Regions from separate parts of the Homo sapiens genome. Here region 2 is linked to region 1. Evidence: chromatin loops called from intact Hi-C (ENCODE). Cell type or tissue: heart right ventricle. All regions are shown on one strand. Links, peaks and the distances in the headings refer to the core of each region. The heading gives the core; the rest is flanking DNA. Region 1 overlaps GLOD5 (glyoxalase domain containing 5). Region 2 holds the start of PCSK1N (proprotein convertase subtilisin/kexin type 1 inhibitor).

Region 1 (12,044 bases), core at 46-8,045:
AAGTTTTACCACAACCAGATAATGTCTGCACACAGTTATGTACTATTTTGACTGACAATTCTTTCATGTAAATAAATGTGTTTAAAAAGGAAACTGTGCGTTCCCATTGTAAAACAAACAAACAAACAAACAAACCTACATTTATGCACTGAAATACTTTTTTTTTTTTTTTTTGAGACAGAGTCTTGCTCTGTTACCCAGGCTGTAGTATAGTGGCTTGATCTCGGCTCACTGCAACCTCCACCTCCTGGGTTCAAGCGATTCTCCTGCCTCAGCCTCCCAAGTTGCTGGTACTACAGGTGCGTGCCACCACACCTGGCTAATTTTTGTAGTTTTAGTAGAGACAGGGTTTCACCACGTTGGCCAGGCTGGTCTCAAACTCCTGACCTCAAGTGCTCCGCCCACCTCGGCCTCCCAAAGTGCTGGCCATTACAGGCATGAGCCACGTGCCCAGCCCTAAATACATTTATATAAAAAGAAAACGTTCATCCAAGTACATGAAAAACCCATTATATCTTGGCATAAAGGAAAAGTAACTGTAAAAACCAACAGCTATGAAAGCATAACAATGTCATTAGATTCTAGCCACTTCCGTTCCCTGTACTCCCTGGCCCTGACATTACAAAGGGAGATATGGCAGGTGGTTAAAGAGATACTAAGAACTTGTTAGCATCCACCTTCTATGTGTAAAAAGAAGGACTGAAAGAAGATTGGAGAGGGAATAATTTCTGATTTGTTGTTATTTAATCCAGTGTCTCTGTAATACTTAAAATGATGTCATCTAGAAGAGGCATTGGTTGGGCACGGTCACTCACGCCTGTAATCCCAGCACTTTGGGAGGCTGAGGTGGCAGGATCATTTGGGCCAGGAGTTCCAGACCAGCCTGGGCAACATAGTGAGATCCCATCTCTTAAAAAAAATAAACAGAGTAGCCAGGCATGGTAGTGCATGCCCGTAATCCTAGCTATTCAAGAGGGTGAAGTGGGAGGATCACTTGAGCCCAGGAGGTGGAGGCTACAGTGAGCTATGATCACGCCACTGCACTCCAGCCTGGGTGATACAGCAAGACCCTGTCTCTAAAAAATTAAAATAAGGCTGGGGCACAGTGGCTCATGCCTGTAATCCCAGTGCTTTAGGAGGCCAAGGAGGGAGGATCACTTGAACCCAGGAATTTGAGACCAGCCTGGGTAACATGGCGAGACCCTGTGTCTACATAAAATACAAAAAAAAATTAGCCAGACGTGGCGGTGTGTGCCTGTAGTCTCAGCTACTTGGGAGGCTAAGAGGTGGGAGGATCGTTTGAGCCCAGGTTGAGGCTGTAGTGAGCTGTGATCGCACCACTCCATTCTAGTCAGTGTGACAGAGCAAGGCCCCATCTCTACAATAAATAAATAAAAGGGGTTTTAGTTTCCCTTTTGCAGAACACGGATTGAGGTCTTATATATATTCTGTGCAAATAACCTAGACTCCTTCTTTGGGAAGTGTCAGTGAAAAAGACTGGTTTGGAAGTAAAATGGGTGAAGCATAGGGGTTAAGAGTATGGTCGTTGACCCAGACTGCCTAGGTTCGAATTCTGGTTCTGCCATTTACTAGATAATACTAGGTACTATTATCCTTCCCATTTTACAGATGAGGAGATCGAGGTACAGGGTAGTTAGGTACTGTGCCCAAGGCCATCTAGCTGATAAGTGGCTGGAACGGAGTGATGGAGGGGAGGATGGTAGGAGATGAGGTCAGAAAGATACAGCGGTGTTCTAAGGTCTTCTAGGCCACTATAAGGAATTAAATTTTACAGGCCAGGCGCAGTGGTTCATGCCTATAATTCCAGCACTTTAGGAGGCTGAGGCGGGCGGATCACTTGAGGTCAGGAGTTCGAGACCAGCCTGGGCAGCACAGCAAGACCTCGTCTCTATGAAAAATAGCTGGGCATGGTGGCATGCGCCTGTAATCCCAGCTACTCAGGAGGCTGAGGTGGGAGAATTGCTTGAGCCTAGGAGGCAGCGGAGGTTGCAGTGAGCTGAGATCTCACCACTGCACTCCAGCCTGGGTGACGGAGCGAGACTCTGTCACAAAAAAAAAAAAAAGGCATTAAATTTTGGTCTCACACACACATTTTGACGAACGACTTTTGTCTTTTCTTCCCACTTCAGGCTTGTGATGTCCCTATTGAGGAGGGGCCAGTCCCCAGAACAGGGGCAAAAGGGCCTATCATGTCCATCTACTTCCGAGACCCCGACAGAAATCTGATTGAGGTGTCCAACTACATCTCCTCGTGATGGAGGCTGGACCTCCTCCATTCTGTCCCCCTTGATGTCGCCCTCTCCTTTCCTTCCTGCAAACCCCCACCCAGGCCCAGAGATCTCCAAAGACTGAGGACTTAGGCACTTCACACATCCTGCTGAGGGGGGACCCAAGACAGGTTTGGGACCAAACCTACATGTCTGTATGTCATCAAAGTTGGCCTAATAAATGCATAACCTCTCAATGAATACGGGGTCTTCGTTACTGTATTGGCGCCATGCATGGGTGTTTATGTAGGGTGTGAGATCTCTGAGCTGTTCGGTCGGAGGCCTATGACCAGGGTATGACGCCTCTGAGCACCGAATCTAGGGTCATCACCTCGGGATTCAAGGCCCCTGACAGATTTCTCCTTGTCAGTGATGCCATTGTCTTCATCCTTTCCTAACTTTTCTCACTCCTCCAGCTGCTGCCTGCTGTTTTCTCCATTCCTGGGCCTCGCAGAATCCCAGGATCTCTTATTCCCATCAGACCTTCCAGGACCAGCACCAGGTGATACTACCTCTTTCAGGAGAGCCTTCTCTAGTCTCACTCTCAGGGTATTTAGCACTTTCTACCTTTGGATCTAGTAGATCAAAGAATTCGAGACCAGCCTGGGCAACATAGTGAGACCACCCACCTCCACAAAATAAATAAAGAAATAAGCCAAATCATCTCAATTGAAGCATAGCTTGTGGCAGGTTAGGTGGGACAAGGTCAGATTTCCTGTTTCTGCCCCCCCTCCACCATTCAGTCAACTAAAATACATATGTTAACCACCTGTGTGCCAGGCCCTGTTCCAGGCACTGGAGAGACAGCATTGAGCAAAGGAGATAAGCATACCCCTGTTGGTGGAGTTGCCATTCTAGTGGGAGAGAAAGAAAATAAATAAAACTAAGTAGGTAAAATATTAAGTATGTTACAGGTTGGTAAATGGTTTGGAGAAAAAGAAAACACGGAAAAGAGGGAATGCAGATAAAAACTGTTGGGGCAGGTTGGACACAGTGGCTCACGCCTGTAATCCCAGCACTTTGGGAGGCCGAGGTAGGTGGATCACTGAGGTCAGGAGTTTGAGACCAGCCTGGCCAACATGGCAAAACCCCGTGTCTACTAAAAATACAAAAATTAGCTGGCTGTGGTGGCGCATGCCTGTAGTCCCAGCTACTTGGGAGGCTGAGGCACCAGAATTGCTTGAACCTGGAGGCAGAGGTTGCAGTGAGCTGAGATTGCACCACTGCACTCCTTCCTGGGTGACAGAGCGAGACTCTGACTTGAAAAAAAAAATTGCTAGGACAGCTTCTGATGTCTAATGAGGCGGTCCCGGAAAGTGTGACTGAGAAGTGTCTTGAGCACAGATCTGAAGAGATGAGGGATGAGCCACACAGATGGCCAGTGGAGGAAGGGCACACCAGGCAGAGGCATCGGCCAGTGCAAAGGCCCTGATGCATGAATGTGCCTGCTGTGTGTGAGGAACAGCAAGGACGCCAGTTGGGGAAGCAAGGGGTACAGATGGGTGCGGTCTGGCAGGCCAGGGCGAGGACTTTGTCTTTTACTATGAGCGACAGGCAGCTGAAGGAGGGTTGTGGGCAGAGGAGGGATGTGATCTGATTTAGGATTTAACAGGCTCCCTCTGGCCACTGCGGAAAATAGACTGTCAGGGCGAGGGTGGAAACAGGCGACCAGTGAGGGGGAGGCCCCTGCAGTGGTCCACGCAAGTGTGATGGCAGGGACAGGGGAAGTGATTTTTATTTGTTTGGGTTTTTTGTTTTTTTTGGTAGAGTCGGGGTCTCGCTATGTTGCTCAGGCTGGTGTCGAACTCCTGGCCTCAAGAGATCCTCCTGCCAGGCGCGGTGGCTCACACCTGTAATCCCAGCACTTTGGGAGGCTGAGACGGGCAGATAACGAGGTCAGGAAATCAACACCATCCTGGCTAACACGGTGAAACCCCATCTCTACTAAAAATACAAAAAATTAGCCAGGCATGGGGCGGGCGCCTGTAGTCCCAGCTACTTGGGAGGCTGAGGCAGGAGAACGGTGTGAACCCGGGAGGCGGAGCTTGCAGTGAGCTGAGATCGTTTCCCTGCACTCCAGCCTGGGTGACAGAGGGAGACTCTGTCTCAAAAAAAAAAAAAAAAAAATCCTCCTGCCTCAACCTCCCAAACTGCTGGGACTATAGGCGTGAGCCACCGCACTCAGCCAGGAGATGATTTTTTTTTTGAAGTTAAGGCAACATTTATTTGATTTCCTTATAACCATATTATCTAAGGCAGAAGTGGTGGTTACTTGGCAAGAATACAATTTCTTTTAATGTCTTCTATAGTTGAGTTTTAGTTCAGAAATACATATTTCACTGGTACAAATCTGAGAGACCGTACTTCTAGCATGGGCTCCTATTCATGATCAATGCATTTTTGTATCACCATGGCTTGAACAAACTCAATCACTGTTTCAATGGCAGGACATGGCCAGTTGTGGCAGCTGCTCTGAAGGTCACTTGTTTTACTGTGGCCTGGCCAAGTAGAATAAGAGTGGGTCACAGTGAGCTCACTGGTCTCTTCAGGCTGTGCTCTGAATGATGACAGCAATACCTTGGCCACCTCCAATGCAAGCTGATCCAACGGCATATTTTCCACCTCGACGCCTTAATTCATCAACCAATCCAGATCCTCCCAGTGGGTGACCCAAAGCAATGGCTCCTCCATTCACATTGGTTTTACTTATGTCAAGATCCAAACTCTTCTCAACAGCCAAGTACTGGGGAGCAAAAGCTTCATTCACCTCTACCAAATCCATGTCCTTAAGACTCAGTCCTGCTTTCTTCAGTGCCCCACTGATAGCAAGGACAGGACCAATACCCATGATAGAGGGATCACATACAGATACAAAGTAGCCCACAATTCTTGCCAGTGGTGTGAAATTATGGTTCTTAACAGCATCTTCACTAGCTATGATAACAGCTCCAGCACCATCAGCTATCCCCGATGCATTCCCTGCAGTGACAGTACCATCTTTCTTGAATACTGGAGGAAGTTTCTGTAACTATTCCAGGGTTGTTTGGGGCCCAGCATGCTCATCTACCTGCATTGTCTGTTTTCCTTTCTTTGTCTTCACTTCAATTGGTGCCATTTCATCATTAAAGTAGCCAGCATCATTAGCAGCTTTCCATCTCTGCTGTGACTGCAGGCCGTATTTGTCACATTCTTCTCTGCTTATTTTATGTTTTACAGCAAGATTCTCTGCAGTCATTGCCATGGGGAGCTGGACATGCTGATCTGTTAATCCTATCCATAAAGAATCTTCCAGCTTGATATCTGATCCAAGCTTGGTTCCAAAACACACATTTCTGACACAGTAGGGAGCTTGGCTCATGCTTTTGGTTCCTCCGCATAAAACAACTTCAGCTTCTTTAACACAAATTTCCTAACACCTATTCACAGTGGACTGAAAACCAGAACCACAGAGCCTATTAATCGTGAGAGCTGGGGTCTCCTTTGGGATTCCCACACGCAAACCAACATGCCTTGCCAAAAAAATATGGAACGCTTCACGAATTTGCATGTCATCCTTGCGCAGGGGCCATGCTAATCTTCTCTGTATCGTTCCAATTTTAGTATATGTGCTGCCGAAGCAAGCATGGAGATGATTTTTTTAAAATGGTTAGATTCTGGAGATATTTTGAAGATAGGGACTGGATGAGTTCAACAAAAAAGAGGATGTCAGCTAGAGAAGAGGCCTGAGGACATTTTGGGTTCTAAAACAAGAGAAGGGACAGACAGATGAGTCAGGCAAGTGGGAAGGGAAGTGTGTGGATTCCTGAGTGAAGGAGTGATGGATGGAGGAGCATGCGTGAGAGTCTCCTGAAGTAAAGGAGCCCCTGGTCTTCTGGACTCTGGTCGCTAAATAGTCTTCAGACGGTAGTTCAGCCAGACCCTGTGACTGAACCGCCAAGGAGCCCCAAGAGTGCTGCGAAGAGAGGGAGTGTGAGGATATGAGTTTTAGCAAGTAAAAGGCTTTCCTAAAACCTGTAGCATTTTCTGGCAGTGGAAAAAAAGAGGAAAGGGGTTTTCTGCCTCATTCTAAAAGACAATTTGCCATGGACCCAGACATTATATGCCTGAAGATGGATGATTTATGGATGAAAGGAAAGAGAAAATGAAGGAATAGAAGAAGGAAGGAAGGAACAGATGGGTGGATGGGTGAGTGGGTAGGTAGATGAATGAATGGGTAGATGCTCTGATATTTCCTCCCTCCTCCCCCGAGAAACTCCTTCACAGGTGTGCACAGAGAGAGGAATATGAGTTTATGAATTGCAGATTTGCTATAATAGGGAAAGAAACTAGAAACAATGCAAATGTTCATCAACAGATTAGTGGTTAAACAAAATGTGGTATATCCATTCCATGGAATATTACTTTCAATAAAAGGGAACGAACTTATGAGGCCAGCATTACTCTGATGAGAAAACTAGACAAAGATATCACAAGAAAAACTACAGACCAATATCTAAGTATAGATGCAAAAATCCTCAAAAAAATACAAGTAAGTAGAATCCAGCAACATATAAAAGGATTATACACCACGGCCAAGTGGGATTTATCCCAAGAATGCAAGGTTTGGTCAACTAATGAAAATCAATCAATATAATGCATCATATTAACATAATAAAGAACAAACACCACATGATCTTTTCAGGAGATGCAGAAAAAACATTTGACAAAATTCAACATTCCTTCATGATAAAAACACTCAACAAACTAGGAATAGAAGAGAACTTCCTCAACCTGATAAAGGACATCCACAAAAAACCCACAGCTAAGATCATACTTAATGGTGAAAGTTGGAAAGGAACAACACAAGGATGCCCCTTCTTACCATGTCTTTTCAACACTGTATTGGATGCTCTACCTGGGGCATTAGGCAACAAAAAGAAATAAAACGTATCCATATTGGAAAGGAAGAAGTAAAACTATCCCTATATGCAGATGACATGATCTTATACATAGAAAATGTTAAGGAATCCACCACGAAACCATTAGAGCCCCATTAGTGCATAACCATTAGAGCAAGGTTGCAGGATATAAGATTTTGTATCATATATGCTAGCAATTAACAATCCAAAAGTGAAATTAAGAAAACTATTCCATTTACAATAGCTTCAAAATGAATAAAATACTTAGTAATAAAATGAATGAAAGAAGGGTAAGACTTATACACTGAAAACCATAAAATATTATTGAAAGAACTTAAAGAAGACCTAAATAAATGGAAAGACATCACATGTTCATGGATTGGAAGACTTTATAGTGTTAAGATGGCAATACTCCCCAAATTGATCTACAGACTTGATGCAATCCCTATCAGAATCCCAGCTTGCTTCTTTGCAGAACTGACAAGCTGATTCACATGGGAGTGCTAGGGGCCCAAAATACAACAATCTTGAAAAAGAAAAACAAAGTTAGAGGACTCACACCTTCCAGTTTAAAAACTTACTATACAGCTACAGTAATCAAGACCATGTGCTACTGGCATAAAAACATACATATAAATTAACGAAATAGAATTGAAAGTCCAGAAATAAATTCATACATTATAGGCAACTGATTTTTTTGAGACAGGGACTTGCTCTGTTGCCCAGTCACAAACATAGCTCACTGCAGCCTCAAACTCCTGGGCTAAGCGATACTCCCACATCAGCCTCCCAAGTAGCTGGGACTACAGGCATGCACCACTGTGCTCAGCTAATTTTTAAAAAACTTTTTGTAGAGACAGGGTCTCAATGTGTTGGACAGGCTGAACTCCTGGGTTCAAGTGATCCTCCCACGTTGGCCTCCCAAAATGCTGGGATTACAGGTGTGAGCCACTGTGTCCAGCTAGCAATTGATTTTTGACAAGTGTACCAAGACCATTCAATGGGGAAAGAATGCTCCTTTCAACAAATGGTGCTGAGACAGCTGAGTATCCACATGCAAAAGAATAAAGTGGGACCCCTTCCTCATACCATATACAAAAAACAACTCAAAACAGATCAAAGACCTAAATGTAAGAGCTAAAACGATAAAACTTTTAGAACGGGGGTCCCCAACCTCCAGGCCACAAACCCATCTGTGGTCTCTTAGAAACTGGGCCACACAGCAGGAGGTGAGCTGCGGCTTGCTGCCATTCATGAAGCTGAGCCCGCCTCCTGTCAAATCAGCTGCAGCATTAGATTCTCTTAGGAGCTCAAACCCTATTGTGAACTGTGCATGCGAGGGATTTAGGTTGTGCACTCCTTATGAGACTCTAATGTAACGCGCTTGAATCATCCTGAAAACATCCCCACTTCTGTGGAAAAAAATTGTCTTCCATGAAACTGGTCCCTGGTGCCAAAAAGTTGGGGACCGCTGCTTTAGAAGAAAACAGGCTTAAGTCTTTGTGACCTTGGATTAGGCAATGGTTTCTTAGACGTGACATCTAAAGCATAAGCAGCCAAAGAAAAATAGACACACTGGAGTTCATCAAAACTATAAGCTTTCTGGCTGGACGCAGTGGCTCACGCCTGTAATCTCACCACTTTGTGAGGCTGAGGTGAGTGGATTGCTTGAGCCCAGGAGCTCAAGACCAGCCTAGGCAACATGGTGAAACCCCATCTCTGCAAAAAATACAAAAATTAGCCAGGAACGGTGGCATGCAACTGTAGTCCCAGCTACTTGGGGGACTGAGGCAGGAGGATCACTTGAGCCTGGGGGGTCAAGGCCTCGGTGAGCCACGTTCACCCCCACTGCACTGCAGCCTGGGTGACAAAGTGAGAACCTGTCTCAAAAAAAAAAAAAGTGAAAAGACAACCTACAGAAGACAATATTTGAAAATCACATATCTAAAAAGAGTCTAGTATCCAGAATACATAAAGAACTCTTACTACTCAACAATAAAAGGACAAATAACCCAATTCAAAATGGGCAAAGGATTTAAATAAACACTTCTCCAAAGAAGATAAATGGGCTGGGCACGGTGGCTCATGCCTGTAATCCCAGCATTTTGGGAGACTGAGGCGGATGGATCACTTGTGGTCAGGAGTTCGAGACTGGCCTGGCCAACATAGTGAAACCCCATCTCTCCTAATAATACAAAAATTAGCCAGGCATGGTGGCGGGTGCCTGTAATCCCAGCTACTCAGGAGACTGAGGCAGGATAATCACTTGAACCCAGCAGGTGGAGGCTGCAGTGAGCCAAGATCGTGCCACTGCACTCCAGCCTGGGTGACAGAGCAAGACTACATCTCAAAAAAAAAAAAAAAAAAAAAAAGAAGATAGATGACCAACAAGTTTATGAAAATATGCTCAACATCAGTGGTCACAGGGAAATGCAAATCAAAACCATAACAAGACACCACTTCACACCCACACCCAGTAGGATGGCTAGAATCAAAAAGAGGGACAATAAAAAGTGTTGGAGGCCAGGCATGGTAGCCTGTAATTCCAGCACTTTGCAAGGCCAAGGCAGGCAGATTGCTTGAGCCCAGTAGTTTGAGACTAGCGTAGGCAACGTGGCGAAAATCCCATCTCTACGAAAAATTAACAAAAATTTAGCTGGGTGTGATGGCATGCACCTGTAGTCCTGGCTACTCAGGAGGTTGAGGTGGGAGGATCACTTGAACCCAGGAGGTTGAGGCTGCAGTGAGCAGAGATCATGTCACTGTACTCCAGCCTGGGGAACAGAGTGAGACCCTGCCAAACAAAAGAAAAAAGAAAAAAAAGAAAAAAGAAAGAAAGAAAGAAAGAGAGAGAGAGAGAGAGAGAGAAAGAAAGAAAGAAAGAAAGAAAGAAAGAAAGAAAGAAAGAAAGAAAGAAGAAAGAAAAGAAAAGAAAAGAAAAGAAAGAAAGAAAGAAAGAAAGAAAGGAGTGTTGGAGAGAATGTGGTTAAATTTAAATTTGAATCCCCATATGGCAGCTGTGGAGAACACTTGCAGTTCCTCAGAAAGTTAAACATAGAATTACCATATCACCCCGCAATTCCATTCCTAGTTATATACCCAAGAAAACGAAAAACATATGTCCACATAAAAACTTTCACATGAATGTTCATAGCAGCATTATTTGTGATAGCCAAGAGTCCATCAATGGGTGAATGGATAAGCATAATGTGGCATTTCTTTTTCCTTTTATCTTTTGAGACAGGGTCTCACTCTGTTGCCCAGGCTGGAGTGCAGTGGTGCAATCATGGCTCACTGCAGCCTCAACTTGCTGATCCTCCCACCTGAGCCCCCCAAGTAGCTGGGACCACAGGCATGCACCACCACACCCGGCTAATTTTTCTTTTTTGTAGACACGTGTTCTTGCTACGCTGCCCAGGCTGGTCTCGAACTCCTGGGCTCAAGCAATCCACCCACCTCAACCTCCCAAAGTGCTGAGATTACAGGTGTGAGCCACCGCATCCTAGCTATAATGTAGTAGGTATTTTCATACAAAGGAATATTATTCAGTCATGAAAATGAATGAAGTACTGATACATGCTACAATATGAATGAACCTTAAAAAACTTATGTGAAGTAAAAGAAGGCAGTTACAAAAGGCCACATATTATATGACTGCATTTATATGAAATGTCCAAAACAGACAAATTCATAGAGACAAAGAGATTTGTGATGGCCCGGGGATGGGAGGAGAGGGAAATGGAATGGGAGGGTGTATGTTAATAGATATAGGGTTCCTTTTGGGGGTGATGAAAATGTTCTGGAATTAGGTAGTGGATAGTTACACAACCTCGTGATATACTAATCGCTTTGCTATACATTTTAAGAGTGAATTTTATGGTTAAGAGCAAATTTTATGGTATGTGAATTATGTCTCAATAAACAGAAAAAGAAAAAAAAGAATGAACTATTGATACACACGACAATGTGGAAGAATGTCACAGACATTATGCTGAGCAAAAGCAGCACATACTGTATGATGTGCTTCCATTTCCATGAAGTGCAAAAACAGGCCAAAAAAACCCCAGGTATCATATGGTGTTTATGGGTACCAACATATGGAGTGATGGAGTAAAAATACTCATGAGGAAGATAAACACCAAGCTCAAGGCAGTAGAAGGAGAGAGGGAAATGGAATCAGTACAAGAGCATCTGTAATATCGCATATCCTTTAAAAACAATCTGAAGTCAATAAGGCAAAATATTAATGTTTGACAAAAGTAGATGCTTGTTACAGCACCCTTTATACTTTCCATTTTTTAAAACAGTCAACCAACAGTTTGTTTCTGAGGGCAAACGCTTGACTCCTTAACCAGGCTTTGGTTGACATTTGCCTTGGTGCTTTTGACACCACAGTCTGTCAGGCTCTGTCCCCACCCTGATGGGCTCCACAGTACAGAAGAGGCACAAACAGTACAAATGCCATGGGGCCTGGACCAAGCAGGGGCTCTAGAACCCCAGAAGATGCCAGGAGGGAGTGAGCCAGTCAGGGAAGGCTTCCGAGAAGAGAGGACATTGAAGAAGAGTCTCAAACTTAGGCCTGACGGAGAAGACGCGCGGCCAGGACACCCCACCCCCGCCCTCGTCTCCCCCAAAGCCTGATCTGGCCCCACTGATTCCCTTATCTGCCCACTCCCAGCTGCCTCCTTGCTGGCTGAACTGTCGCCGCAGACTTCTGAGCCTGCGCCCCCTCCACGGGGATGGGGGAGGGAATGGGGTGAGGCCTGGCCTCACAGCCTCGGGGTTTCCAGCTCTTGCTGGAGGCAGGGCTCTGGGGCGCCCTACTCCTCACCCTTGGCTTCTCTTCCTGAGCGCTCTG
Region 2 (12,459 bases), core at 2,870-10,869, 60 kb after region 1:
TGTTTTGTTAACTGCCATATCACAATGCCTGGCACGAAGGAAGATTCTTGAATTAATGAATGGAGATTAAATTATAATTTAAAAGCCTGGCATGAACTGAGCACCTTCTGCATGCTTATCACCCGCTACTGACATATAGTTCACTTTTTTTTTTTTTTTTTTTTTGAGACGGAGTTTTGCTCTTATCTCCCAGGCTGGAGTGCAAGTGGTGTGATCTCAGCTCACTGCAACCTCCGCCTCCCGGGTTCAAGCGATTCTTCTGCCTCAGCCTCCCGAGTAGCTGGGATTACAGGCGTCCACCACCACTCCTGGCTAATTTTTTTGTGTTTTTATTAGAGACAGGGTTTCGCAATGTTGGGCAGGCTGGTCTCGAACTCCTGACCTCAGGTGATCCACCCGACTCGGCCTCCAAAGTGCTGGGATTACAGGCGTGAGCCATTGTGCCCCGCCCCCTTTTTAACCTAGTTTGTTGTCTCTCACCCCGACCAGAATATAACCTTCATGAGGGCTACAGTTTGTTGTCTATTTATTGCCCAACTCCATGTCCTTGCCACACAGTAGGTTCCCAATAAATGTATGTTGAATAATTAATAAAGACTACATTCTAATGATAATGGCTAACAGACCACGTGATTTACATATTTATTTGGTTTATTATATTATCTGCCTCTGCCTTTTAGAACATAAACCTTCTGGGGGTGGGAATGTTGGGTCCCTACTGTCTGGCAGGCACTGTGCTGGGCTAGGGTTCAATGGTGACCAAAACCGGCAAAATCCTGCCCTCCCTCTGTCATGGGGAGGAACTGCTAATGGGCATGGGGATTCTTTTCTGGGTGAGGAAAATGTTCTAAAATTTACTTATGGTGATAGTTGCACAACTTCGTGAATATGCTAAAACCCGTTAAATTGGACACTAGCTGGCTGAACTTGATGGGATGTAAATTACATCTCAATAAAGCTGTTTGGGAAATCCAGCCTTCACAGTTGTTGATTCGCGTGAGGAGGGAAGGAGAGATGGGGGGACGTGGGACAGGGAGAAAACAACATAAATCATATATATATAGCATGCAAATTGGAAGGTGATCAGCACACAATAGGCATTCAATAAATGTTGAAATAATGACACCCCACTGTCTCCTTGCCCTCAAATGGTCTCCCCTAACGTATCCCCTGTTGTCTTGCTTCTTCTCTTCCCACTTGCAGAGCCTGCTGCCCACGTCTCTTCCCTGAGCTGCCTGCTGGGGTCATGGAGCTGCCAACAAAGCCTGGCACCTTCGACCTGGGCCTGGCCACATGGAGCCCTTCCTTCCAGGGGGAAACCCACCGGGCTCAGGCACGCCGCAGGGATGTTGGCAGGCAGCTGCCTGAGTACAAGGCTGTGGTGGTGGGCGCCAGTGGCGTGGGCAAGAGTGCGCTGACCATCCAGCTGAACCACCAGTGCTTCGTGGAGGACCACGACCCCACCATCCAGGATTCCTACTGGAAGGAGTTGACCCTGGACAGTGGGGACTGCATTCTGAATGTGCTGGACACAGCAGGGCAGGCCATCCATAGGGCCCTGCGTGACCAGTGCCTGGCTGTCTGTGATGGTGTGCTGGGCGTCTTCGCTCTCGATGACCCCTCGTCTCTGATCCAGCTGCAGCAGATATGGGCCACCTGGGGCCCTCACCCCGCCCAGCCCCTTGTCCTCGTGGGCAACAAGTGTGACCTTGTGACCACTGCTGGAGATGCTCATGCCGCTGCTGCAGCCCTCGCACACAGCTGGGGGGCCCACTTCGTGGAGACCTCGGCCAAAACACGGCAAGGCGTGGAGGAGGCCTTTTCCCTGCTGGTCCATGAGATCCAGAGGGTCCAGGAGGCCATGGCGAAGGAGCCCATGGCAAGGTCCTGTAGGGAGAAGACCCGGCACCAGAAGGCCACCTGCCACTGTGGCTGCTCTGTGGCCTGAAGGTCTTGGCCAAGAAATGTAGACCTTTCCCCAGGCCAGGGTGATTGTTCATTTGACATGAGACCCCTGAGGCAACTAGCTTTGAGGGACACATCAGGTATACTAGGGAAAGATGGACATCTCTCTTGTTTTCACTTGGTGAGGGGCTTTTTGGTAACATGGGAGTGCCTAATGTTGCTTTTGTTATGTCAAGTTGAAAGATTTTGTGCAAAATTAAATAAATGGTGTTTTGGGTTTCAAAGCTGCCTCCATGCCGAGTGTTGTGTGGGTGGGAGTGAGACTGGGTAGAATGTTACTTGAGTTGTGAGAATTCTTTCATTCAAGAAATTCAGGGGGAGCCCACTGTGTGCTAGGCTCCGCTTTATATATAAGGGAGGTAGAGGCAAACAAGACACTTAAAAATCCTTGCCCTTATAGATATGGCATCAGGCTAGATAGTGATAAAGGCTACGTGTTAAAGGCAGGTGAAGGAATAGGGTGACAGGTCCAGGAAAGCCTTCTTGAGAGTAGGTGACATCTGGACAAAAACCTGAAGATATCCAGAGGCAGAGGGACTAGCCAGTGCAAAGACCATGGCCACAAATCAGCTGCCACCACAGCAACCCTCAGTATATCCAGGGCCTGGAGCAAGAGTACAGGTAGGCCTCTACACTACATAACTAAATATGTAAACGTTCAGACATTACGAATCAAGCTTTACAAAGTAAATGAAATACACCCTATCCTACTTTGGCAAATACACTTTATTAGTGACCTGGATACCCAGGCTCCAATTTCTCAGCCTTCTCAGAGTTCCCTGCCAGAATGTGCCTGTCTGCCAAAGAGTGTGCCTGTACTGGGGCCTCCCGACCCTCAGTGCCCTCTCCCTTTCTCTCCGCTCTCTCCTTTTCTCTTCCCCACATCAGGAGGTGTTCATGTGTGCCTGCGACATCCCAGCCAGCACCTCAAGCTCTACTCACGTGCCCCACAAAGCCACCCCTTGGCCCTCAGGAGGATGGTCCCTTGGAAGATGATGGTGCAGGCCCTGAAAGTGGCCTCAAAGCCTGGGATCCCCATACCCAAGTGAGGCCTAAAAGGGGGACACAAGATCCGCGATTGTCCATGTGGATGTCTTCCCCTCCACCCCTAGGAGAGACATAGACTGAGCAGGTGATTGCTCTAAAGTGCAGGACCCAGGGTAGAGTCTCCTCTCTCCTGGTCTAAGGGCAACCACCACCGCGGGGAACCACCAGCCCCTAGAAACTGCCACTCACACAGACAAGCACAGAGCTGCTTCAGATCATGTTTATTGTGGGGCCAGGGGGTAGGGATCCTCGGGTGAGAGGGCTGGCTGGCCGGGGTAAGTTGCTCTGGACGTGCTGGCGGGGAGCAGTCCTGGTGGCGGGATGGCGGGGGCACTTCTGGGTCCCAGGGTGCACGGGATCCGGGCAGTGCTCAGGGTGGCAAGAGGCGGCGTGCAGGCACCTGGGGCGCCGGGGTCTCTAGGCGTTTCACACGCAGCAGCGCCCCCAGCACGCCCTCAGGGGGCAGCTCAGAGCCCACATCGTGGTCGGCGGCACGGCGGAGGCGGCGCGGGGCTGCCACCCCCTCGGAGTCCGCGCTTCCCGCAAGAATCCGTCCCAGCAAGTACCTGCAGGGCCGAGCGCAAAGCAGTGAGGCGGTGTCCGCGGTGGGGCGTTCCCCCGCCCCACGCTCGGGGCCCAGAACGCAGGATCCACAACCACATACTGCCTGGGGACACGGTTCCCTCCCCAAGAAGGCGTCCTCAGCCCACTGCTTTCAGTAGACAGCCGTCATCGCCTTTCATCCCAGAAAACTGTGGCTTCCCCGCCTCCCTCTCCCCTTCCCAGGACCTGGGGTCCACTTCCCCCACTGAGTCAGCCAGGCATCCTTGCCTGGACTCCCTGGATCCAGGACCTCACTCCCTCTTAGGCCCCAGGACTTAGGGGTTCGCACTCCACGGGGTAAGCAGGCTTCCCAGTTCCTCGCCCTCGTCCTCTCCGGACGCAGGCGCCCGACCCCTCCCCACCCCCTGCCGGGCACCTCAACAGCTCGGGGTCCACGTCGGGTGTCTCGTCGCCTGCCTCCTCAGCATCCGGGCCCGCGGGGCCGTCGTCGTAGACCGGGGGCCGGGGTCGGAGCGCCGCGGCGGGGACGGGCGCGGGGACAAGCTGGGCTGCTAGGGCGGCAGGGTCAAGGCGGGCGCGGAGCAGAGCGCGAGCGAGCTGCGCTGCAGGCGCGTCGGGGTCGTCGTCCAGGCCCAGAGCCGGATCAGAGTTGCGGGGGGCGCCCCAGACGCGCAGCAGCTGCGCCAGGACGCGCGCCTGCTGATCCTCAGCCTCCTGCGCCTCGGCCCGCGCCCGCTCCTGACGTTCGGCCTCCAGCAGATGCGCCAGCGCCCGCGCCAGCTCCTGCACCGCCCCCGCCGCCTCACCTCGGGGCACTGACCGCCGGAAGCGGCGAGGAGCGCCAGTCTCAGCCAAGGGCGGAGACGCTGCGCTTAGGCCGCGGGGCTCCTGCGGGAAAATGAGGTGGGGGAAAAGAGTTTGTCAGCGTCCGTCGAGACAGGGACCCCCAGCCCGGGAAGCTTCGTAGGCCTCAAACATCCCAGATGCCACCAAAAGCACCGTGACCATCCAAATATACCCGGACACCCCTAAGGCCACTGGAAACCACCAAATATCTCCAGACGCACTTAAGACCACCAAAGATCCCCAGACACCCCCCACCCCCACCCCACAGCGCGCCAGTGATCCCTTGGTGACTCTCATAATTCCTCCCTCCCCACCCCCACTCCTGGAGACCGAGTTTCTTCATAAGAGTAGTGATGGTAGATATGACAGTTATAGATTTTTCCATATTTAATATTGTGGACAATAGGAACTATATGAATAAACTTGTTCATATATCATTTGGCATGTGTACAAGTTCATCTGTAGAATAAATTACCCAATGACAAATTTTCAGTTCAAGCAGTTTTCAAACAATTTCCACAAGTTTAAAGAAATAAAAGAGGGTACCAATAATCTGAGCAAGGAATAAAAGATCATAAAAATGACTGTGAAGGTTTGGAAAAGAAACATACAGGCCACATATAAATATGTTTAAAAGGAGTGATGCCTGCAACACAAATAGTCAATGAAAGAGTAGTACACAGAAGATACAGAGAATTCCTAAAAAGTAGTAAGAGAAAAACAAACTCATACAGAAATAGAAAAAATACATGATCGCCTATTTCACAAAAATGATTACTAAACATATGAAAAATTGGGCCACGTGTAGTGGTTCATGCCTGTAATCCCAGCACTTTGGGAGGCCAAGGCAGGAAGATCGCTTGAGGCCAGGAGTTTGAGACCAGCCTGGTCAAAATGGCGAGACCCTGTCTCTACAAAAAATAAAACCAAAAAAAATGAGCGGGGCACAAGCCCATAGTCCCAGCTACTTGGGAAGATGAGGTGGGAGGATCACCTGAGTCCAGAAGCTCAAGGTTGCAGTGAGCCCAGATCGCACCACTGCACTCCAGCGTGCATGACAGAGGAAGACCCTGTCTCTAACAAACATAAAATAAAATTAAAAACCTCATTAGTAATCAGGGGAAAGCAAATTAAAATGCCAGGGAGATACTATGCATAATATAACCAAAAGATTGACCCAAATCAAAAAGTCTGATAATATGAAGTGTTGATATGAATGCAGAAAAATGGGAACTCTCATACTATGCTGGTGAGAATTAAACTGGCAAAGTAATTTTGCAGAGCGGTTTGACAATATCTAAAAAGATGCACATATCCTATGACCCACTCCTGGGATGTCACTCCCCAGAGCAGCTTTGGCACATACGCTACTGGTCACAAGTTCGTGAAAGATGACAGCAGCACTGTTCGTAATAGCATAAAAGGGCGGGGGAGAAAGAAAAGCCTGGAAACAGTCCAATGTCCACTGACAAATTGAGAATACATATATAAATCATGATGTCCTCATAGGATGTAATATTATGCAGCAATAAAAATAAATGAATTACAGCCACATGCATCAACTTGGATGAATCTCGTGACCAGAATAGAGCCAAGGGAAAAAAAAACGTCAAGTTCCAGAATTTCACTGCAGACTGCCTGAGACTACTAGACACCCTGAGGACTTCCTAGTGACCCCTAGTGACTACGAGGAACCAGTCACCCAGTATGATTCCGTTTCAATGATGTTCAAAAGCAGGAAAAACTAAACAATGGATTTTTTTTGAGAGCTACACATATGTGATAAGCTACAAACAAAAGTAAGGGATCAATGGACAGAAAATACAGAATAAGGACTGTGTGGGGACAGGGGCTGCCATGGCGAGGGGCACGCAGGGGCTTCTAACTCTTGGTCAGGCTCTATTTATTAAGCTGAGTGACTGCTACACGAGAGAGTTATTTTGTCATCATTCTTTACATTGTACATATATATTAAACACATTGTTACACGGATATAAGGTAACAGTTTTTTTTAATTCCCATCTTTGATGCAGACAGTATTGAAGAGCTAGAGGAGGATGCCTCTCCAAGTGCCCTTGCTGGCGCCCACCACTCCTCAGTCACCCCGGGGTATCACACTCACCAGCAATCACAGCCTCACACACACTCATGAGGACTGACAGGCCTGGAGATGTCACATATACAGCCCAACACTGCCACAGCCACATGCAAGGACCTGCACACGTTCACATCCGCAGCTGCTCCTGCAGTTACAATCGCCAAGCCACCCAGGTGCAAGGACATGCACCATCCTTAAAGACACAATGCAGCAGAGAGACATCATGGCTCCTCTCCTCAGGATGACACAGCTCCACAAAGAAACGGAGAGAAACAGTCTCAGGAACACGCAAACGAAATCCCAGGCACTTGGTCCAACAGAACCACTATGGAATGTGCACACGGAGATGCGAAGACCATTCCCTCTCAAACACAAACGAAATCACACACACACACACACACACACACACACACACACACACACAGAGAGAGAGAGACAGAGAGAGAGAGAGAGAGACACGCCCATAGGCCAAGCCAACACACATAATAAGGATTCACAAATATCCACACGGTGTCACTGAGAAAACAATCGGACGCACAAAAGAATCGCGCACAGAAGTATCCCGGTATCACACACACTACACACCCAGACGCACCACGGCACCTTTCTAGGACACTTGGAAGCGCTCAAACCAAAGAACACACACTTTCAAGGACACGACACCTCCACACCGCTCTCCTCACATCACACGCACACACACTGATGCGCGCGCGCCCTTTCTTAAAGCGCCTTAGTGCCGTGGACAGCGTCACAGGCACCGGGCACGGAGAGGTGGGCAGGGCACGGTTACCGGCGGCGCCCCGGACAACGCCACCCGCACAGGCAGAGACCAAGTCAGGTCTCAGGTGTGCCGGCGTGGCCTGGGCGCGGACCGGCGGCCGGAGCCCGGGCCACCCTCGTCGATCTCTCCGCACGTCCCGGGAGCCGGCTCGGGCGGGGGTGAGGCGGCGCAGCCCCAACCCCAACCCTCGCCGGTGGCATCCTCCCCCAACCCCCACCCCTCGCCGGACTGGGGTCGCACCTTTACCGGCCGCGCGCAGAGCGCGGGGGGCGGCCGAAACAGGCCGAGCAGCAGCAGCACCAAAAGGCCGACGCCCCCGGCCCGCGGCCCCCAGAGCAGCGGCGACCCCGCCATGCTGCCCCAGCGAGCCGGGCTCCGGACGGGCGGACTGGCTGGCAAGTGCGCAGTGCCGGGGCGAGCTGGCGAGGCTGCGGCGCTCTGCGGCTGCGCACGCCCGGAACCAGGCCCCCCCCCCCCCGCCCCCACCCCACCCACCCGACCGACGCAGGCGCAGCCTGGGGAGCTGGCAGCCCCACCAGACCTCCCGTCGCCATGGAGATGCCCAAAGGGCAAGGTGGAGAGCTGGCGGTTGCCATGGCAGTCGGAGGGCAGTTGCTGGGGCAACCGACCTTACTGTTACCTTAGTAGACAGGAAAACAGGCAAGAAAAATTGACTCAGTGGAGTGGAATGGGGGTCTGGTCCTCATCTCTCTTCCTGGGGGAGGAGATGGACTTTAGTTTGTTCATTAGATAAATAGTTAATGGATCACCCGCAGTGGGCCCGGCCCGCGCCAGGGAGATGGGTTCAATCTAGGTGATGTGACCATGGACAGCTCAGTTGGCCATTCTAAGGCTCAGGCTCTCAGCGGCGTAAAGGGGTTACTACTGACAGCCTCCCTCAAAGTGACCTTGGAGGTTTAGAATGACATTCAGTAGGAGCTCCATAAATGCTCCTTTCCATCCTCTCCTTGTCTCTTTGTGTTTTTTTTTTTCTGACAGTGTCTCGCTGTGTCCTCCAGGCTGGAGGACAGTGGCCGGATCTCAGCTCACTGCAATCTCCACCTCCAGGGTTCAACCAATTCTCATGCCTCAGCCTGCCAAGTAGCTGGGACTACAGGTGCCCACCACCACGCCTGGCTAATTTTTGTATTTTTGTAGAGATGGGGTTTCGTCATGTTGCCAGGTTGGTCTCCAACTTCTGAGCTCAAGCAATCGGCCCTCCTCGGCCTCCCAAAGTGCTGGGATTACAGGCGTTGAGCCACCATGCCTGGCCCCAGCCCAATACTTTCATCTCTCCATGGCTCTCTGTGTTTATCTTTCTGCCCTTATGTGCCCACAGCTCTCTCTGTGTCTTCCTCTCCCCATATGTCTCTCCTTGTCTATGACTTTCTCTCCTTTCATCTCTCCAACCGCTGTCTTGTCTCTGTCTTTATTTTACTGTCTATATCTACTTGTTTTCCATAGATAGATATATACATAGATACATATATGCATAGACTTTACCCATATATTGTTCCAGAAATAAGTTCAAGCCACTAAAATGACATATCAAAGGAAACAAGATCTTGAAAAAATGTATGTGTATCCATAGGGGGAAAAATGTTGGGGAGGAAATGTCATCAATGGTTATCTCTGGGGAGGTAACTAATGGTTTGTTACTTTCTCCTTTATACTTTTCTGTTGTCTGAAAAAAAAAAATTACAATAGGCCAGGCGCGGTGGCTCATGCTCGTAATCCCAGCACTTTGGGAGGCCGAAGTGGGTGTATCACCTGAGGTCAGGAGTTTGAGACCAGCCTGGCCAACATGGTGAAACCCCATCTCTACTGAAAATACAAAAATTAGCCAGGCATGGTGACACGCGCCTGTAATCTCAGCTACTCAGGAGGCTGAGGAGGAGGAGAACTGCTTGAACCTGAGAGGCAGAGGTTGCAGTGAGCTGAGATGGTGCCACTGCATTCCAGCCTGGGCGACAGAGCAAGACTCCGTCTCAAAAACAAAAAAAGATCATCTGAATAAATGAAGACACAATACATGTTCCTGGATGAGGCAATTTCATTTTATAAAGATGTCAAGTCTATCCAAACTAATATATAATTTCTATGTAATTTCAATTTAAACCCCAGCTGAATATTTTAAAGAAAATCAATTAAATGTACTTTTTATTTTGTTTTATTTTTAATCCTACTCCTTCTGTAATAAAATGTGTAATAAAATTTGTTTTGGTTTGTTTATTTGTGTTTTGAGACAGGGTCTCACTCTGTCACCCAGGCTGGAATGCAGTGGTGAAATCACGGCTCACTGCAACCTCCACTTCCCAGGCTCAAGCAATCCTCCCACCTCAGCCTTCCGACTTGCTGGGACTACAGGTGTTCCCCACCATGCCCAGCTAATTTTTGCATTTTTCTGTAGAGATGGGTTTCACCATGTTGCCCAGGCTGCTCTTGAACTCCTGGGTTCAAGTGATCCACCCACCTTGGCCTCCCAAAGTGCTGGGATTACAGGCATGAGCCACCACACCTGGCCATATTTTTAAATGTATATAAGAGTCCATGCAAAAATTTGTACACAAATGTTCAAAGCAGCATTATTTATAATAGCAAAAAGTGGAAACAACCCAAATGTTCATCAATAGATGAACAGATAAGTAAAATGAGGTTTCTCCATATCATTGAATATTATTCAGCCATAAAAAGGAATGAAGTGAGGCCGGGTGTGGTGCTGTAATCCCAGCACTTTGGGAGGCCGAGGCAGGCGGATTACTTGAGGCCAGAAGTTCGAGACCAGCCTAGCCAACATGGCGAAACTCCATCTCTACTAAAAATATAAAAATTAGCAGGGCGTGGTGGTGCATGCCTGTAATCTCAGCTACTCAGGAGAATCGCTGGAACCTGGGAGGTATGGGTTGCAGTGAGCAGAGATCGCACCACTGCACTCCTGAGCAACAGGGAGAGACTCCGTCTCAAAAAAAAAAAATCTCATGTATCCCATAAATATACACACCATGTACTTATAAAAATTAAAGATTAAGGGGCCGGGCATGGTGGCTCACGCCTGTAATCCCACCACTTTGGGAGGCTGAGGCAGGTGGATCACGAGGTCAAGAGATCCAGACTATCCTGGCCAACATGGTGAAACCTCGTCTCTACTAAAAATACAAAAATTAGCTGGCATGGCAGCAGGCGCCTGTAATCCCAGCTACTCGGGAGGCTGAAGCAGGAGAATCGCTTGAGCCCGGGAGGCGGAGGTTGTAGTTAGCCGAGATCGCGCCACTGCACTCCAGCCGGGCGACAGAGCAAGACTCTGTCTCAAAAAAAGGAATTAAAGATTAAAAACATTTGATATGCATGGTTGATTATCCTAGGTAAAAAGAATTACAGATAAATACAAATATGTATACATGAAAATGGATATGAGTTTTATTTGTTTATTGAAAAGTTATAGGGGCGAGGACAAAAGACTACAAAAATTAAGAAATAAAAATAAAAAGTTATTACAGCTTATTAATGGTAATATTATAATTAATACATACATAATTTTATTTATCATACTAAGTTAATTGTATTTTGAAACTGTGGAAAATTTTTTAATTTATTGACTATGTGTAGATTGACTGACTTCGAGACAGAGTCTCGCTTTGTCACCAAGGCTGGAGTGCTGTGGTGCCATCTCAGCTCACTGCAACCTACTCCCCTTGTGTTCAAGTGATTTTCATGCCTCAGCCTCCCGAGCAGCTGGGACTACAGGTGCACGCCACCACATCTGGCTAATTTTTGTATTTTTTGTAGAGATGGGGTTTTTGCCATGTTGCCCAGGCTGGTCTGAAACTCCTGACCTCAAGTGATCTGCCTGCCTCAGCCTCCCAAAATGCTGGGATTACAGGTGTGAGTCACCATGCCAGGCCTGTATCTGTAGATTTATATTTCCATGTATAACTAACTACATACATATACTTATATTAATAAATTCTCTACTGGAAATTATTACATGAATAATGTACAAAAGATGTAAAATTAGAATTTGTGTCCTTTTACTATGAAATAACTAAATTATTGTTTTCCTAGTTCAGTGGAGGTTTCTTTTGTCATCAAAAATAATCTATCTCTCTGTGCTTTTCGACATATTCTTAAATCTTTTTTTGTTGTTGTTGTTGTTGTTGTTTGAGACAGAGTTTCACTCTGTTGCCCAGTATGGAGTGCAGTGGCATGATCTCGGCTCAATGCAAACTCTGCCTCCCGGGTTCAAGCGATTCTCCTGCCTCAGCCTCCCGAGTAGCTGGGATTACAGGCGTGTGCCACCATGACCAGCTAATGTCTGTATTTTTAGTAGAGATGGGGTTTTGCTATGTTGGCCAGGCTGGTCTCCAACTCCTGACCTCAAGCGATCCGCCCGCCTCAGCCTCCCAAAGTGCTGGGATCATAAGCGTGAGCCACCGCGCCCGGCCACTTAAACCATTTTTTAAAAGAGTCCTTCTTTACCTTTTTTTTTTTTTGAGACGGTCTCACTCCGTCACCCGGGCTGGAGTGCAGTGGCGCGATCTGGGCTCAATGCAACCTACGCCTCCTGGGTTCAAGAAAGTCTCCTGCCCCAGCCTCCCCAGTAGCTGGGACTACAGGCACGTGCCACCACGCCCAGCTAATTTTGGTACTTTTAGTAGAGATGAGGTTTCGTCATGTTGGCCAGGCTGGTCTCCAACTCCTGGGCTCAAGTCATCTATCTGCTGGCCTCAGCCTCCTAAAGTGCTAAGATTACAGGCGTGGGCCACTACGCCCAGTAAGTACTTATTTTTGAAAAAAGTTTCTAATAAACGTTGTTTATTGCTTTATGATTCTGCAGTAATTATAAATATTTCTTGTGCTTAGGTATTTATGAAATATTTTGACTCCTCTAACAACTCTTTGTAATTCTGATTTTCCCAAATTCAGAATAAAATTGGTTAGATGTCTTTTCTATATAAACTATTTTGGGGCTTATTAAAATGATTATTAGGGCTGGGCATGGTGGCTCACGCCTGTAATCTCAGCACTCTGGGAGACTAAGGTGGGAGCATTGTTTGGGCCCCAGAGGTCAAGGCTGCAGTGAGCCATAATTACGCCACTGCACCCCAGCCTGGGAGACAGAGCAAGACTGTCTCAAAAACAAATTAAATTAAATTAAATT

Evidence for each region. A loop is a pair of places that touch in the nucleus more often than their neighbours do. Peaks named below come from ENCODE experiments on the same cell type or tissue, not always from the same donor. Only the 100,000 strongest peaks of a DNase experiment are listed, where the experiment ranks them.
Region 2: it touches region 1 in a loop (5-fold over the local background); 2 of 110 quality-filtered maps call a loop at or near these places.

Annotation. Positions count from the first base shown.
Region 1 is chrX:48,771,160-48,783,203 of GRCh38, forward strand. GLOD5 (glyoxalase domain containing 5) reads left to right here. Exons shown (of 4, transcript NM_001080489.3): 4 at 2,151-2,489. The coding sequence ends at 2,276. It also overlaps the pseudogene ACAA2P1 and the pseudogene RNU6-29P. Among named protein-coding and RNA genes, the nearest start is that of GATA1, 9.4 kb to the right of the region's middle. RefSeq lists an enhancer at 11,505-12,044 and cis regulatory regions at 11,578-12,044, 11,638-12,044, 11,805-11,926. In heart right ventricle, for the core only: no CTCF peak of the experiment used is centred there; no DNase peak of the experiment used is centred there.
Region 2 is chrX:48,827,878-48,840,336 of GRCh38, forward strand. PCSK1N (proprotein convertase subtilisin/kexin type 1 inhibitor) reads right to left here and starts at 7,733. Exons shown (of 3, transcript NM_013271.5): 1 at 7,542-7,733; 2 at 3,992-4,464; 3 at 3,219-3,578. The coding sequence starts at 7,655. The coding sequence ends at 3,383. It overlaps ERAS (ES cell expressed Ras), which reads left to right. Exons shown (of 2, transcript NM_181532.3): 2 at 1,204-1,992. The coding sequence starts at 1,247. The coding sequence ends at 1,948. RefSeq lists an enhancer at 3,055-3,555. In heart right ventricle, for the core only: no CTCF peak of the experiment used is centred there; no DNase peak of the experiment used is centred there; H3K4me3 peaks cover 577 bases; H3K27me3 peaks cover 4,981 bases.